Linked DNA regions of Homo sapiens: region 2 is linked to region 1. A link is a contact called in ENCODE Hi-C data. All regions are on one chromosome and are shown on one strand. The core of a region is the stretch at or near the end of the contact, and the rest is flanking DNA. Distances in the headings are between cores, read along the strand shown.

Region 1 (6,792 bases), core at 3,844-6,343:
GAAAGGCTGTTGGGAATAAAGCAGTCAGTGCCTCTGCTTGAAAAATATGCAGATGCATGAGAGACCCATGGAGAAACATCGGTCAACAGGAGGGACCTATGGTCAGCTTCCTCTACAACATGTAGAAGTCTCCTTGTCATCTCCTCTGACTTCTCAGTAAGCATGAATGGTGGGCAGCATAGGGCTCATTCGTTCAGGTCATGATGGAAACCTGAGGTTCATTAAAAAAGATTCACTAGGAAGTAGCTGGGACAACCTGCCCTACAGGGACTCACAATACAGATGAGCAGTTTGATTGTAACCCCCAATGACTACTACGACACGAAGAAAATGCAACACAGTCCAAGGCAGGTTGTTAGGCTCAGACTAGCTGCTTCCATTTTATGGCTCACTATCTTGTGTTTTCAAAGTTACCCTCACAATCAACAAAGAAACTACCAGCACTAATAAGTGAGTTTAGCAAGATCTCAGAATACAAAGTCAATATACAAAAAATCAGTTGTATTTCTATGTACTGGCAGCACAAAATTGGCAATAAATTTTGAAAGTCAATTTCATTAATAATAGCATAATGAATACAAATGACTTGCAAGATTGGTTTAACAACTATAAAACATTGCTGAAGTTAAAGAATAAATGGAACACACATCCTATTTATGGACTGGAGGACTCCGCATTATTAAGATGTCAATTCTTCCCAAGTCAATCTTTAGGTTTAATGCAATTTAATCAAATTTTCAAGAGGATTTTTAAAGACAGACATATTAACAGATTGACTCTAGGATTTGTATGAAAGTAAAAGAACTTAAAATAGACAAATAATTTTGAAAAAGAAAAACAAGGTTGGATGACTTAGATTACCTGATTTTAAGACTTACTATACAACTAGTAATCAAGTACTGGTATAAGGATGGTCAACTAGATCAGCGGAATAGACTAGAGAATCCTGAAGGAAACTCACACTTACATGGCCAGTTGGTTTTTGACAAAGACACCAAATCAATCCAGTGAAGTAAAGGAAAGTCTTCTCAGCAAATGGTGCTTATGCAACCAGAAATCCATATGGGGAAATAAAAAACCTCATATCCCACTCAAATATTAATTTGAAACAAATGGTGATATACTGAGACCATGGAATACGAAGTAATAAAAAGGAATTAAAATATTGATCCACACAACAACTTGGATGAACCTCCTGGGGAGTTATGGCTTGCAATCCTTGGCTGGGAAGCTGCTGCCCAACGTATCTATACTGTGGAAAGGGGGCATGATACCTTCACAACAACAACAATAATACTGTTTTTTGGGTTTTTTGTTGTTGTTGTTGTTTTTTGAGATGGAGTCTTGCTCAGTTGCCCAGGCTGGAGTGCAGTGGTGCAATCTCGGCTCACTGCAAGCTCTGCCTCCCGGGTTCACGCCATTCTCCTGCCTCAGCCTCCCGAGTAGCTGGGACTACAGGCGCCCGCCACCACGCCCAGCTAATTTTTTTTTGTATTTTTAGTAGAGACGGGGTTTCACCACGTTAGCCAGGAGGGTCTCGATCTCCTGACCTCGTGATCCACCCGCCTTGGCATCCCAAAGTGCTGGGACTGATTACAGGCGTAAGCCACTGCACCCGGCCAACAGTAATACTGGTTTTAATGTCAAGAAACTTTGAAACGCATTACCTCTCTCCACAACATTCCTGAAAGGTAGGTCTTATTTCCCTGTTTAAAGATGAGGAAACAAGCCGGGCATGGTGGTGGACACCTGCAGTCCCAGCTGCCTGGGAGGCTGAAGTGGGAGGATTGCTTGAGCCTAGGTGTTCCAGGCACCTCGCAACATAACAAGACCCCATTTCTTTAAAAAAAAAAAAATTTAAAGATGAGGAAACTAAGACTGACTGAATAAGCTGAAGTAGCTTCACCCAAGCTTAGACAGGTAGTAGGTGTATCTGTGATCCAGCCCACATCTGTCTGACCCTAAAGTTCCCAGTTCTACCACTCCCAGCTGCCTTCCTCAGAGCAAGGCACAGGAGGGACCTGCTGTTACTTGTGGAAAAAAGAAGACATTACACCTGGAAGGAGAGAGGAGTTAGGTTAGACGAAGATGTGTATATACATTCTTATCTTCTACGATGAAAAACGGGAAGGCATCCGAGGAAGCACAGCCTGCTTTGGTCTATGATTTCCTCTTAAAGTGAGGAGGGTCATTCTTGTTTTACAGAGTCACATCAGTTCTGAAGCATTTTGATAAAGAAAATGCTCCTAGTGTCCAATTTGGGTCTCAGAAGGGTTTATTTTGAGTAAACCACCACCTTGTGGCAATAAACATGAGTTGCAGGAGGAAGAGTTTGGTTTTTAATCTTTTGAACTCTAAAACACCTCAGTAGCCCTTAAATTTAGTTAGCAGGTTTTGCATTAAAATAAAACAAACAAAAAAGTACATCACTGAGGGAAGGGCTGATTAAAAATAGATACATTTGAAAAAATCTGACTTTTGGATAATAAATAAAAACACTGACCCAGCGGGGAGCAGTGGCTCATGCCTGTAATCCCAGCACTTTGGGAGGCTGAGGCAGGCGGATCATAAGGTCAAGAGATCTAGACCATCCTGGCCAACCAACGGGGTAAAACCCCATCTCTACTAAAAATACAAAAATTAGCTGGGCATAGTGCCACATGCCTGTAGTCCCAGCTACTCGGGAGGCTGAGGCAGGAGAATTGCTTGAACGCGGGAGGCGGAGGTTGCAGTGAGCTGAGATCACGCCACTGCACTCCAGCCCAGGTGACAGAGCAAGACTCTGTCTCAAAAAAAAACCAAAAAAACAAAAACAACAACAACAAAAAAAACCATTCACCTGTGTCACAAAACATGTAAAAGATGGAAGTTTTATTAAAAAGCAGGAGTGGCCCAAGGTGATTCATCTGGGAAAAAACTGATGAGGTTCCATGTTGTCCAAACTGTAATTTTTTTTTTCTTTGAGATGGAGTCTTGTTCTGTCACCCAGGCTGGAGTGCAGTGGCACGATCTTGGCTCACTGCAACCTCCGTCTTCTGGGTTCAAGTGATTCTCCTGCCTCAGCCTCCCAAGTAGCTGGGATTATAGGCATGCACCACCAGGCCCAGTTATTTGATACTTTTTTTTAGTAGAGACAGGGTTTCACCATGTTGGCCAGGCTCCTGCCCTCAAGTGATCCACCTGCCTCGGCCTCCCAGAGTGCTGGGATTACAGGCGTGAGCTACTGCACCCTACCCAAACTGTACACTTTTGAAAGTGAGAGGGGTTGCTATTAATAATTGCATGGGACAACAGGTGAAAAGTGGGGGTGTCCCAGGCAAACTGGGACATGTGGTTTACCTAAATTTGTTTCTGAGGTTTAGCCTGGCAAAGATGTGAGTACATTTTGTAATAGAGACCACATGGTAAGAAATTTAACCCTTTCAGAAAGAATAAATGTCACTATCTTTCCATGTGCTGGCAAGAGGAATTTAGCATCTGATTTGAATTTTATTTTGGAAACTAAATTCTAAGGGAGATTCCACACCATTCAAGAGCTTCAGCAACCACCACCTTGTGGCAATGAACATGATTTGCATCTAGTCAACTCAGTTTGCAATGTGGTGTCTTAAGGACTGCCTGTGGCTCTGCGTAATATTATCATGGAACTGAATATTGCCATGGGACTGAATGCAAGAAAAGAGTAGGTGGATTCGGAGCTGAAGTGGGAGAAGGCAGGATGACAGGTAGGAAGATGTTCGGTCTCCAGTATACCCATCGCCCTGTACTTCACAGAGGGTTGCTGGGTACCTCATGGCCAAACAGGGTATCAGCACTCCCTGGATGGAAATCATTTGGTGTATGCTTCACTTAGGAAGAATTGATATCTTAACAATATTAATTCTTCCTATCCATGAACACGGAATATTTCTTCATTTATTTAAATCTGTGAGATCTCTTTCATCAGCTGTGATTGATTCCTAGTTTAATTCTATTGCAGTCAGAGAACATACTTTGTTCTATCCTTTTAAATTTGTTAAGCTATGTTTTATGGCCTAGATTGTGGTCTATCTCAGTGAATGTCCCATGTGAGCTTGAGAAAGAATCTATATTCCGCTGTTGTTGAACTAAATATTGCATAAATGTCAATTAGATCAATTTGATATTTTTCAGTTCAACTATATCCTTGCTCATTTGCTTCTGCTGGATGTATTAATTACTTTTTAAAAATGGTATGAAAGCATTCTATTATAATACTGAGTTTACCTATTTTTCCTTGCAGTTTTATCTTCTTTTGCCTCACATATTTCGGTGCTCTGTTTTTAAGTACATACATATTAAGTATTGTTATGTCTTCCCAAATAACTGATCCCTTTAACTTTATGTAATGTCCCTGTTTATACCTGATAAATTTCCTTGTTCTGAAGTCTGCTTTTCTTGAAATTAACATACCTACTTCAGCTATTTTTTTAATTAGTGTCAGCCTGGTATAGCTTTCTCTATCCTTTTGCTTTTAATGTATTTTCTTGTGGATAACACACGATTGGGCTTTGTTTGTTTTTGAAATCCATTCTGACAATCTCTTTTTTAATTGGTGTAATCAGATTATTCACATTTAAAGTGGTTATTGATACAGTTGGATTAATATCTACAATGTCTGTAACTGTTTTGTATGTGTCTCACTTGACTTTCATATCTAATTTTGAATTTGTAATTTCATATTCTTTGCCTTAAAGAGAACGCTTGCAGATCCCTCAAAACCTGGAGACACCCCCCACCTTGCACACATTATACCGGTATGTGATGGTAGAAAAGCTGCACATCAGTCTTGGCAGGCAGGGCAGGAGGGATGCAGGGATTCACAGATGCGACTGTGCAACGCACAGATGCACTGGGTCTTTGCTTGGTGGGTTCGAAGCCTCCAGACGCTGACAAACACTGCAGCCAATGAGTGGGTTCCTATGGTCCGATATGGAGGGCAAGGGGCGGGACTCCCTCCTGCCTCTCCCTGGCTGGGTTCAGAGCCTCCGCGGAGAGACTGCGTTGGGCCCAGAGTGGGCGTGGCTTACGTGTCCGCCGGCTTTCCTGGCAGGCCTGGCGGGGGGGCCAGGTTGCCATGACGACCGCGGCTAGGTCGCGGCAGACTCGGTTGGTGACTCCGGGCGCGTCGAAGATCTTGTACCTGTCGTTCGCAGTGGCTCACTTTCCCAGTAATCCATAAGAACAGCAGGGATAACAGGGTCCCATGTCGTTTTTTTGTCAGAATTCCTCGACTGGCGACCCTGTGCCCGACAGGCTGCACCGCGCCCGGCGCACTGACTCCGGCCTCTGCGCGCGCCCCCTGGCCGGCTCCGGGGTGGGGAGGGGGCTTCGCAGATCCCCAGAAAACCGCCCGGCGAGCCACGAGCCCGTGGACTGCAGGCTCCGCTTCCTCGCGGGGTGTTCACTTTGTATCAGTGTGCTGATTTGCCGCCAGTTAGAAGCACCTTAAAAAGGGGCCGGGGGCCGTAGGAGGGGGGCTTGTCTGAAGGAGGCTCTGGGCTTGCTGATCCACGCAGCGGTTTGTCGCGAGGCTGCGGGGGAACGGCCCACGGCCGCGGTAACAGGGCTTCGTCTTCTTTGCAGAGCCATGGGCAGCAGGAAGAAGGAAATTGCCCTGCAGGTAAGCCTCAAGGGGCGCTAGCTTCCAGCTCTGGGTTGGGCTCGGGGAAGAGGAGGGTGATTAGAGCGGGGTTGCAGTATAAAAGTGACATTCTGTTTGCCAGCAGTACGTGACAGTGTTCTCAAACTTGAGTGATGTACCCTTCCGTCTTAAAGGGACAAAACTTATCTTGGAACCCCAGTGATGACAAATTTTACGCAAACAAAATTAATGCAAACAAAACTGAGTAGAAGCTGTTTACATTTATAGTGCTTATACAACCATAAAACCTAAACATGCATTAAATAAAACTATAAACTAAGAAAATACGAATCAACATAACTCGATGTGACCGTTATTTTGTTCTTGTTGAAATACAACTGCAGCTTGCACAGAGAATACAGTATAGGTTCTTTTGACTTTGGGCATGAGTCTGTAACTGTGTGCTCTGTGGAGACCCAGTTTTCCCACCACTGTTCTCATCAAATTTCACTTATTAACAAATATGTTTTGAGATATATTATGTGCTGGACATATGTTATATAGAGTGTCTTACTTCATTTGCATGTGGGACAAGTGAATTCAGAAGCCAGCAGCTGCTCTTCTTCTTGGTCCTGGACAATAGATAGTGGTTGATTCTGAAGTGATGGTAAAAACATGCAGGCATAGACCCTGGAATTAGGAGAGAGTGCTTGGTCATAAGGAGATCAGCTGGATGATCTGCAACATGGGAACATTTTAAAACGAACTTAAAATGCCTCATCATCAGCTGGCCCCAGTAAGATGCATACCAAGGCTACAGCGCCTCCTAGATAATAGAGCATTAGTGGTTTTGAGACATCTGGTTTCTCTCTTATTGTCCTCAGCAGGACCAGCAGTTTGCATGTGGATTTCAAAAGCCTAGTGGTTTAAAAAAGAGGAAAGGGGAAAGCAGCATCATTCTAAGGGTACCCCATGCTGGGGGTGGGAGGGGTGTGGGGTGGGGTGGGGTGGGATTTTTAGACTGGAAGTCAGAAGACCTGATGTAGTTCTTGTGTCCTCTATAGCCAACTGTGTCTTTGACTACATCACATAACCTCTCCAGGCTATAGCTTGCCCATCTATGGAATGAGGATGTTGTGTGAATTATCCCTAAGGGCCTTCTTCCAGCCTTGATATTCTAGGATTCTAGA
Region 2 (7,394 bases), core at 3,726-6,225, 1.3 Mb before region 1:
CAGCTGACAGCACTGGGATGCTGCTACTGGAGCACTCCTTGGGCAATTAACCCAGGTAAGCACCAACCAAAACCCACTCCACTGCTTTTGGCACCAGAGTGCAATGTTTTCATTAGCAAACAGGCACTATTTAGTGTCTTCTTGCCATAATTATAAAGGTCCACTTATAATTCTGTGCTTTCAACTGTTCTTGATTATAAGACTTCTTAATTGTGCCACCATAAAACATGTTTTCAGGGGGAATCTGTTTTCCACTTTAAATTCTCTCCTGCAGCAATGTATTTGCCTTACAAAACTTCAGAATAAAGGGTAGAGGCTTCTGTAAATTCATAGTCTGTACCTTCAAGGAAAAATTACTTTGTTAGAATAGCAAAGTGGCCCCAGTTTGGCCTTATTTTCTAGCAAAAACTCATTGCTTAGCTGCATTTAATAATCCATGGAACATTTCTATTAACTTCAGTGTGTGAATTGTGTGACTGCAGAATGGGTAAAAAAAAAGTGAGAATCAGGAATACAAAATATGCAGAAAATGAAAATAAGTGAGATGTTAAATATTTGATCAAGGCCTTTATTTTCAGGTAACCAGTTGCCATCTTGGGGTCTCAAATGCCAACAGAAGCCACAGAATACTATTCTGAATTATTAAAGTGACTAGGAGAACCTTGTTTCTTTTTACTACTTTTAAATGAGTATGTAGCCTCTCAAGCTAACCTTTGCTTAAACATTTAACATAGACATTGGGTGAAATATAAAAAAGCAAAAGTTCTCAGTCTAATACTCAACCTGTAATTATAAATCAGATTACATAATACAGCTCAGCCATTTCATTTTATTTTTCTGTGTTCTAACAATTTTTTTCAGTTTGAGAGGAACCTAACCAAGATTAGTTGAAAGTCTGCATTCTAGAATATTTTTATCTGTATGTGTACTGAATATATTTTTCATTTGCTCAATTCAATGCATTCATTCATTCAACAGATATTTATTGAATATCAGGTGCTAGGCACTGTTGTGGGTGTGAGGACATATCAGGGAACAAAATGTATAAAGATTCAGCCACTCTTGGGCCCTACACTTCTGCGAGGGAGACAGATAATGAGCAAAATATCCTCCAATGATAGGTAGTAAGTACTACAAAAGGGGTTGTATGGGAGTATTTTTGTTTGTTAAGTGGAGCTGTCTACTAGAAAGCTAATGAATTGGGAAAGTTATCCTAAGAGTGGGCGGTGTGTTATTTAGGTCAATGAGGACAGCAGCACCATGGTTCTAGGTGCAAATAGGCCCAGTGTGTCCAAGGAACAGCAACAGAGTCAAGGAAACCAGAGATGAGAATGGCTGACAGCTGGAGCACTTGTCAGGGCAGATCCTTGAGGGCCTTGCACACCAGGGGGAGGACTTGAGATTTTACCCTAATTGTGGTGGAAGCCACTGGAAACTTTTGAGCAGAGGAGTGTTATAAACTGATTCACGTTTTAAAAGGATAATTTTAGCTCAATAGTAAGTATAGCCATGAAGCCAAATTGACAAAGTGAAGGTTTTCTAGTGAGGACCTGCTTTGATGCTTGTATAAGAAAGATCTGGCATGAGCACTATCTGTTCACTGTTTGTAAGAAAACACCTGGCCGGGCACGGTGGCTCATGCCTGTAATCCCAGCACTTTAGGAGGCCAAGGCGGGTGGATCACCTGAGGTCAGGACCAGCCTGGCCAACATGGTGAAACCTTGTCTCTTCTAAAAATACAAACATTAGCTGGGCGTGGTGGCGAGCGCTTGTAATCCCAGCTACTTGGGAAGCTGAGGCAGGAAAATCACTTGAACCTGGGAGGCGGAGGTTGCACGCCACTGCCCTCCAGCCTGGGCTACAAAAGTGAAATTTCATCTCAAAGAAAAGAAAAGAAAATGCCCATCTGCTGAAGTAGTTGCAGTGACTGAAAAGTTTGCCCTCTTTGGTCATTTGAAAAGTCCACCAGTCTCCCTTTTACATTTTACTTTTACCCACTCAAAGCTTGCTTTTCCTCAGCGACAGGTCAGAAGTCAAGGTTAGAATAGGTTCATCCAAATACAGAGGCTGCCCCAGTCTACGGCCTCATCACAATCCATCCACAAGCAAGCTTTCCAGAATGGCCTCAGGTCCATCCCAGGACTGTGACTCTCAGCCATCTGCACATTGCTTACTGCCCAAAGAGTTCCTCCTGAAACTTCATCAGCACACTGTTAAGTGATAGAAGGAAACTGCAGAATAGTGTTATACTGTAGCCAGATCTCATTTTAGTAATGACATTTTTATGCCTAGAAATAATGTTTTAAATGTTCAAAAATATGAGCTAAGTGGTCAGTTCCAGCTTTTTTCCCTGTAGAGACCTGTCTCCTGCAGCCTTGGGTGGGATGATTCCAAGGCATGCTCTTCACACAGTTTTCTAGGGTTTTCCCCTAGGATTAAGCCCTAAACATCTATTATAGTAGCTGGCTTAATCTTTTATTGAGCTCCCCTTTTCTTCCCTGTATTGCTTCTTCATTACTCTGCTGGTGTTCCATGTACCTCTCAAATAACTACTTGCATTAATTCTTACCTCAGGATCTGGTTCTGAGGCACTCAAGCTGAGACATCCTCTATGTAAAATCTTCCTCCTTCCTGAGGTGGCATTAGGTGGCCACCTTCCTTGAGCCATAATGGCAGATAGGATCCAGGAGAAATGAAACTTACCAATAAAGGAGAGATCTGAAAATATTATTCCCATTATACCCATAATCCAGTAGTCTTTTTGTGAGCTTAAGCAAATACAAGACTTGCATTTAGGTATTCCTCCTTCTAAAAAATTAGGAGGTAGTTGCCTCTCCAAAATGGATTTCTCAGCCATTGCGTCTTCACCGCTTAGGTTAGGTAAAGCTTGGCTATTATATGAGGTTCTTACCTTCCAGCACAAGGGGACGCTACTTTTTTAAAAAAATATTTTTATTTCCATAGGTTATTAGGGAACTGGTGGTATTTGGTTACATGAGTAAGTTCCTTAGAGGAGATTTGTAAGATTTTGGTATACCCATCACCCGAGCAGTATACACTGAACCCAATTTGTAGTCTTTTATCTCTCACTCCCTTCCCATTCTTCCCCTCTGAGTCCCCAAAGTCCACTGTGTCATTCTTATGTCTTTGCATCCTCATAGCATAGCTCCCACTTATGAGAATATACCATGTTTGGTTTTCCATTCCCGAGTTACTTCACTTAGAATAACACTCTCCAATCTCATCCAGTTGCTGTGAATGCCATTAATTCATTCCTTTTTTCTTGCCTAGGAAACCAGGCTTCCTCCTAGACCAAGCTTTAGTCTTCACTACCTCAGGCAGAGAAAGCTTCCCTTGCATGAGGAAGTCATTGCCCAGCCTCTTCTCTGCTCTCTGTGTGCAGCTTCTCCCTCCCTGGCCTAGGGCCCTGACCCAGAATGACTCTTCAGCCCACGATTTTAATCGAAGGCCTCTAATCAACCTGTGGTACTACATGCTACACAAGATTCTCAGAAATCCCTAAGCTTTCTCATGAGCCTCCCACCCTGCTGGGAAATAAGCTGACTTATCAATTAAAGAATATCCAAAGATGTTAAGCCACTTAATCCTCCCCAAAACTCAGTGCGGTAGGGGTTGTTACCTCCCATTATACGAAAGGAAAGTGAGGCTTGGGAAGTAAAGAGACTTGTCCAAGATCACCTTCTGGAGCCACATTTTACACCACAGGTAAGAGAAAAGGGATCCGAGAGGGCACGGACACTGTGTCTTCAGACTGAGTGGGGAAGTACCATTTACCTGGGTACTTATTGGGTGCAAGTTGCATGCCCCCGGTGCTAATACACAAGGGACAAATTTATGGGCCTCCTAAAACTGTGGACAGTGCACCCGTCCAGCCAACTTCATGGGTGCACCGTGAGGCTCTGGTGATGTGGACAGGCTTATAAAACACTCTCCATACTAAGATGAGGTTGTGTTCCTGTGTCTAGGAAACGCTGGAAATTAAGTGTACAGCAATCAAAAAACCTTGACATCATCCTTGATGTCTCTCTTTTTCGCACACTCCAATTCACTCCATTAGGAAACTGTATTGGCAGAATCTAGTGAATCTTGTCCTTCAAGGCCTCTCTCTGCAAGGCTCCCATGAGCCCTGGGGGCTTATGGAGAGTTCTGGGTGGGCAGAGGAAGCCAGACTGCGTTAGGGAAGCAAATTTGGGACCTAAATTTCCTAAGAAGGTTTTAGGGGATAGGGACCCCAATCTCTAAGACCCCAGGATTCTGTTAAGATTTATTTTCTCATTCCAAATAAATGTTCACTGGCAAGCCCTAATTCTGTCTTCTCTTTCTTAAGCAGCCCTCCCTTCCTTCTCCCCACACAACTGTGTATGCTTCAGGCCCCAGAAATCCTTCCCTGCTTTGAGGTCTGGCGTTTACCAGGGCAGGGCTTGAGAATAGAGGTGTAAATTTGTCAGAAGGAAACAGGGGCCGCGCAGTAAGAGAGTAGATCCTCATATAACATGGCAGAAAGTCAATGGATAAATCAAGAAATCGCTATGTAAGTTTCTTTTTTTATTTTTTTATTTTATTTATTTATTTTTTTTTTGCGACAAGCGGGTGACCACTAGAAGAAATTAACGGAGGAATTGTTAAAAAGAGCTGTGATGGGAGGGAGAAGTGGCCTGTTGCTTTCATTATAAGCAAATCTAGATAATTTTATTTTCTAATAAGTAAGTGGGCGTTACTTTCATGTATTTTTTTAAAAGAAAATTAAATAAAAATACAAAACAAACAGAATACAAAACAGGAGAATAAAAAAGCAAACACGCACGCAACACAAAAGAGCCTTGGCGGTTGGGAGCCAGCGGGCGGGGGCGGGGGCAGGGGAGAGGGCGGGGCTTAGGACCCTGGGCGGGGCCAGGGCCGGGTCTCCTTAGGGCCCGCCCCAGCGAAGGGGCGGGGCGCAGATCTGTTTCCCTCAGACTCCATCTGCCCGGGGCCGCTAAGGGAGCGCAAGGTCAAGTTCGCCTTGGCCCCGCCTCCAGCTCAGGTACTAGGGGATCTAGACCTGAGGCTGCCCGGGCCGGAGGCAGCCTTGAGTCCCGAGACCAAACGTCGTTTCCCTCTCGGACCTCGGGCGCCGGGCCGCGCGCTGACCGACAGCCCCTGCTAGGCCCAGCAGGTCCCCTAGTCCCCCGCAGTCCCCCGAGACTCGCCGAGCGCCGTTGCTGAGCCCTGCAAATAGCAGGTAAGCGCAGCGTGGGCCCCTCGTCAGCCCACTAGGACCTGGATCGCGGCTGAATGCCCGGGCCCACGTGACTCCTGGCCCCTAACTGAGTCCTGGGAGTCCCCGCTGGGGCGACAGGTGGCGGCGGAGTGCGGAGCCATCCGGGGTGGCGCGAACCGGGGGGACAGCTCCGCGCTGCCTCTGCGCGCCGGCGGTTCTCGCTGCAGCGTGTCAACCTAACCCCCAGCTCCCCTTTGGCTATGACCAGAGTCCCGGAGACGTGGGTTCGGATCCCACCTTTAGCACTCGTGCACTCAAAGGTTAAAAATATAAGCACAGTGTCTAACAAATACTTAACGTGTTCCACTCAGTGTCCGCTGCTGGGCTAAGTGCTGGGGTTACAGTAGCAGGCCAAAAAATGTGGTGCCCTCCCCCGTGCAGCTCACAGTCCAGTGGGGGGAGACCGACAGCAAATGGATATCTATGCAAACAAGTGTGAACGTTAAAACTGTGGTCAGAGCTATGAAGATTGAAATTCTAGGGTGCTGGAGAGATTTTATCAGGGCCCCCAGCTACAAAGGCTGCTGGAACTAAAACTTTAGAGAATTCCCGGGCGGGGAACAACAGAGCAAACTCATTTTGTTGGGAGAGAATGTGGCTTGAGGAAAGGAGGGTTGGTGGGGCTGGCCTGCAGAGAGCTGGGGGGAAAGCAAGTTCCTTAACCTTAACGTTCTCCTCTGTAAAATGGGATTGTTCTACCCATTGAGAATGGAAATGGTGAATGTAAATGACTTAGCACTGCGTGATGGGTGCTGGATGTTACTCTGCACTAAACATCCAAGGCTTGATGTTGTTCTGGACTAAACACAGTGTGCCTGCCTCTCAGCAAAGTCACTTCCCCTCTCCTTGAGTCCTGTTTCTTCCTCTATCAAATAAGTGGTTCTGAGTAGAATCTCTCAAACAGCCTGTTCTCTAAAATGATGACTGGTTTAGTTGTTCATTCTTGAAACATTTAACTGGCGCCCACTTTACCCTGGCTCTGAGGATTCAGAGAGAAATCAGACAGGGGCCCTGCCCTCCTGGAGCCCATGTCCGGTGGGCCAGGTGAAATAAAGTGACAGTTCCACCCTGGCACAACCCAGAGAAAGGGTTCTTACCCACTGGCCTTGCAGGGGAAAGCTTCTCTGTTTTTCTCAGAAAGCCACCCAGGAGCCCCTGAAGGTATGGTTCACACAGCTCCACTGAGCATCAGTTACTTCTTGAATTTCATTGGTGGTTCTCAGCTTTTGGTGTCACCTCTTAAAACTGGACAGAAGACTTCCCAGAAGCAGCAACTATGCTGGGACCTTGCTAAGGACGTGTCAGACCTTGAGACCCCATGGATTTGGGAGAGCATTTTAGGTTTCAGGAAACATCTGTCAGCTGCTCACTGTATTTTATTGGCTCAAATGATCCCAATTTCTTATTTGGCTCTGTTCACAACATTGTTGTAGACAAAGAAAGTGCTCCATGAAAACCAACTGAGAGGCCCAGAGAGTAGGGGAACCCAGATGAGGCAGGAGTCTGGCACCATTTGTGGGGAGTGGTAAAAAAGAACAGGTATGATGTTAACAGAGGGTGTTGGAGGGAAGAGGAGAGAGAGCAGCCATTGTGCAGCCTCTCTTTTCCCCTCTCAGACCACTGCAGGATGCCAGCCCATGAGAAGGGAAGCTCCAGGCTTGGTGGTCACAGACCTGGCACTTCTCAGCTCTGTGACTGACCCTGGGCAGCTCACTCACCTTGTGAGTCGTGAGGATTGCTCAGGCTTAACAGGTGCTTAGCATATCGTTGGCCCTGAAGAAATATTAACTCCCACCCTCTCCTTCTCCTGAATGAACTAAAATATACATAGTTGTAGTGTCTACCTCAGAAGGTTATTATGGGGATTTAATGAGGACCTAAAATACATAGAGCAGTACCTGACATGTGGGAGGATACTACTACTATAACTATTGATATCGTTCCTTAGTCTGGACAAAAATTGATGAAACAAGACAGGGCAGAGGCGGGAGAGGGATAGGAGTGGAGGCAGTATGAGGAATTGTGCAGGGTGATTAGTCAGGGGGTTAGATTATCTGTTGCAGTGGTTTTGCCATAAAGCAAGAGCCTGGCAGCAGAGAGGGGTGTTCTGCAT

The links. A loop is a pair of places that touch in the nucleus more often than their neighbours do. Pooled maps may share reads with other maps.
Region 2: a loop to region 1 is called in a map of CD8-positive, alpha-beta T cell, with 21 times the contacts of the local background. The contact joins the promoter of NMNAT3 here to the promoter of NME9 in region 1. A Hi-C loop is called at or near these places in 2 of 168 maps with a recorded cell type or tissue (CD4-positive, alpha-beta T cell and CD8-positive, alpha-beta T cell) and 4 of 50 pooled maps.

The regions. Positions count from the first base shown.
Region 1 is chr3:138,328,152-138,334,943 of GRCh38, reverse strand. NME9 (NME/NM23 family member 9) reads left to right here and starts at 5,093. Exons shown (of 11, transcript NM_001349018.2): 1 at 5,093-5,641. The coding sequence starts at 5,609. LOC124909438 (a long non-coding RNA gene) reads right to left here and starts at 5,011. Exons shown (of 2, transcript XR_007096113.1): 1 at 4,774-5,011.
Region 2 is chr3:139,675,553-139,682,946 of GRCh38, reverse strand. It overlaps NMNAT3 (nicotinamide nucleotide adenylyltransferase 3), which reads left to right and starts at 4,975. Exons shown (of 7, transcript NM_001401600.1): 1 at 4,975-5,242. RefSeq lists a silencer at 4,872-4,921.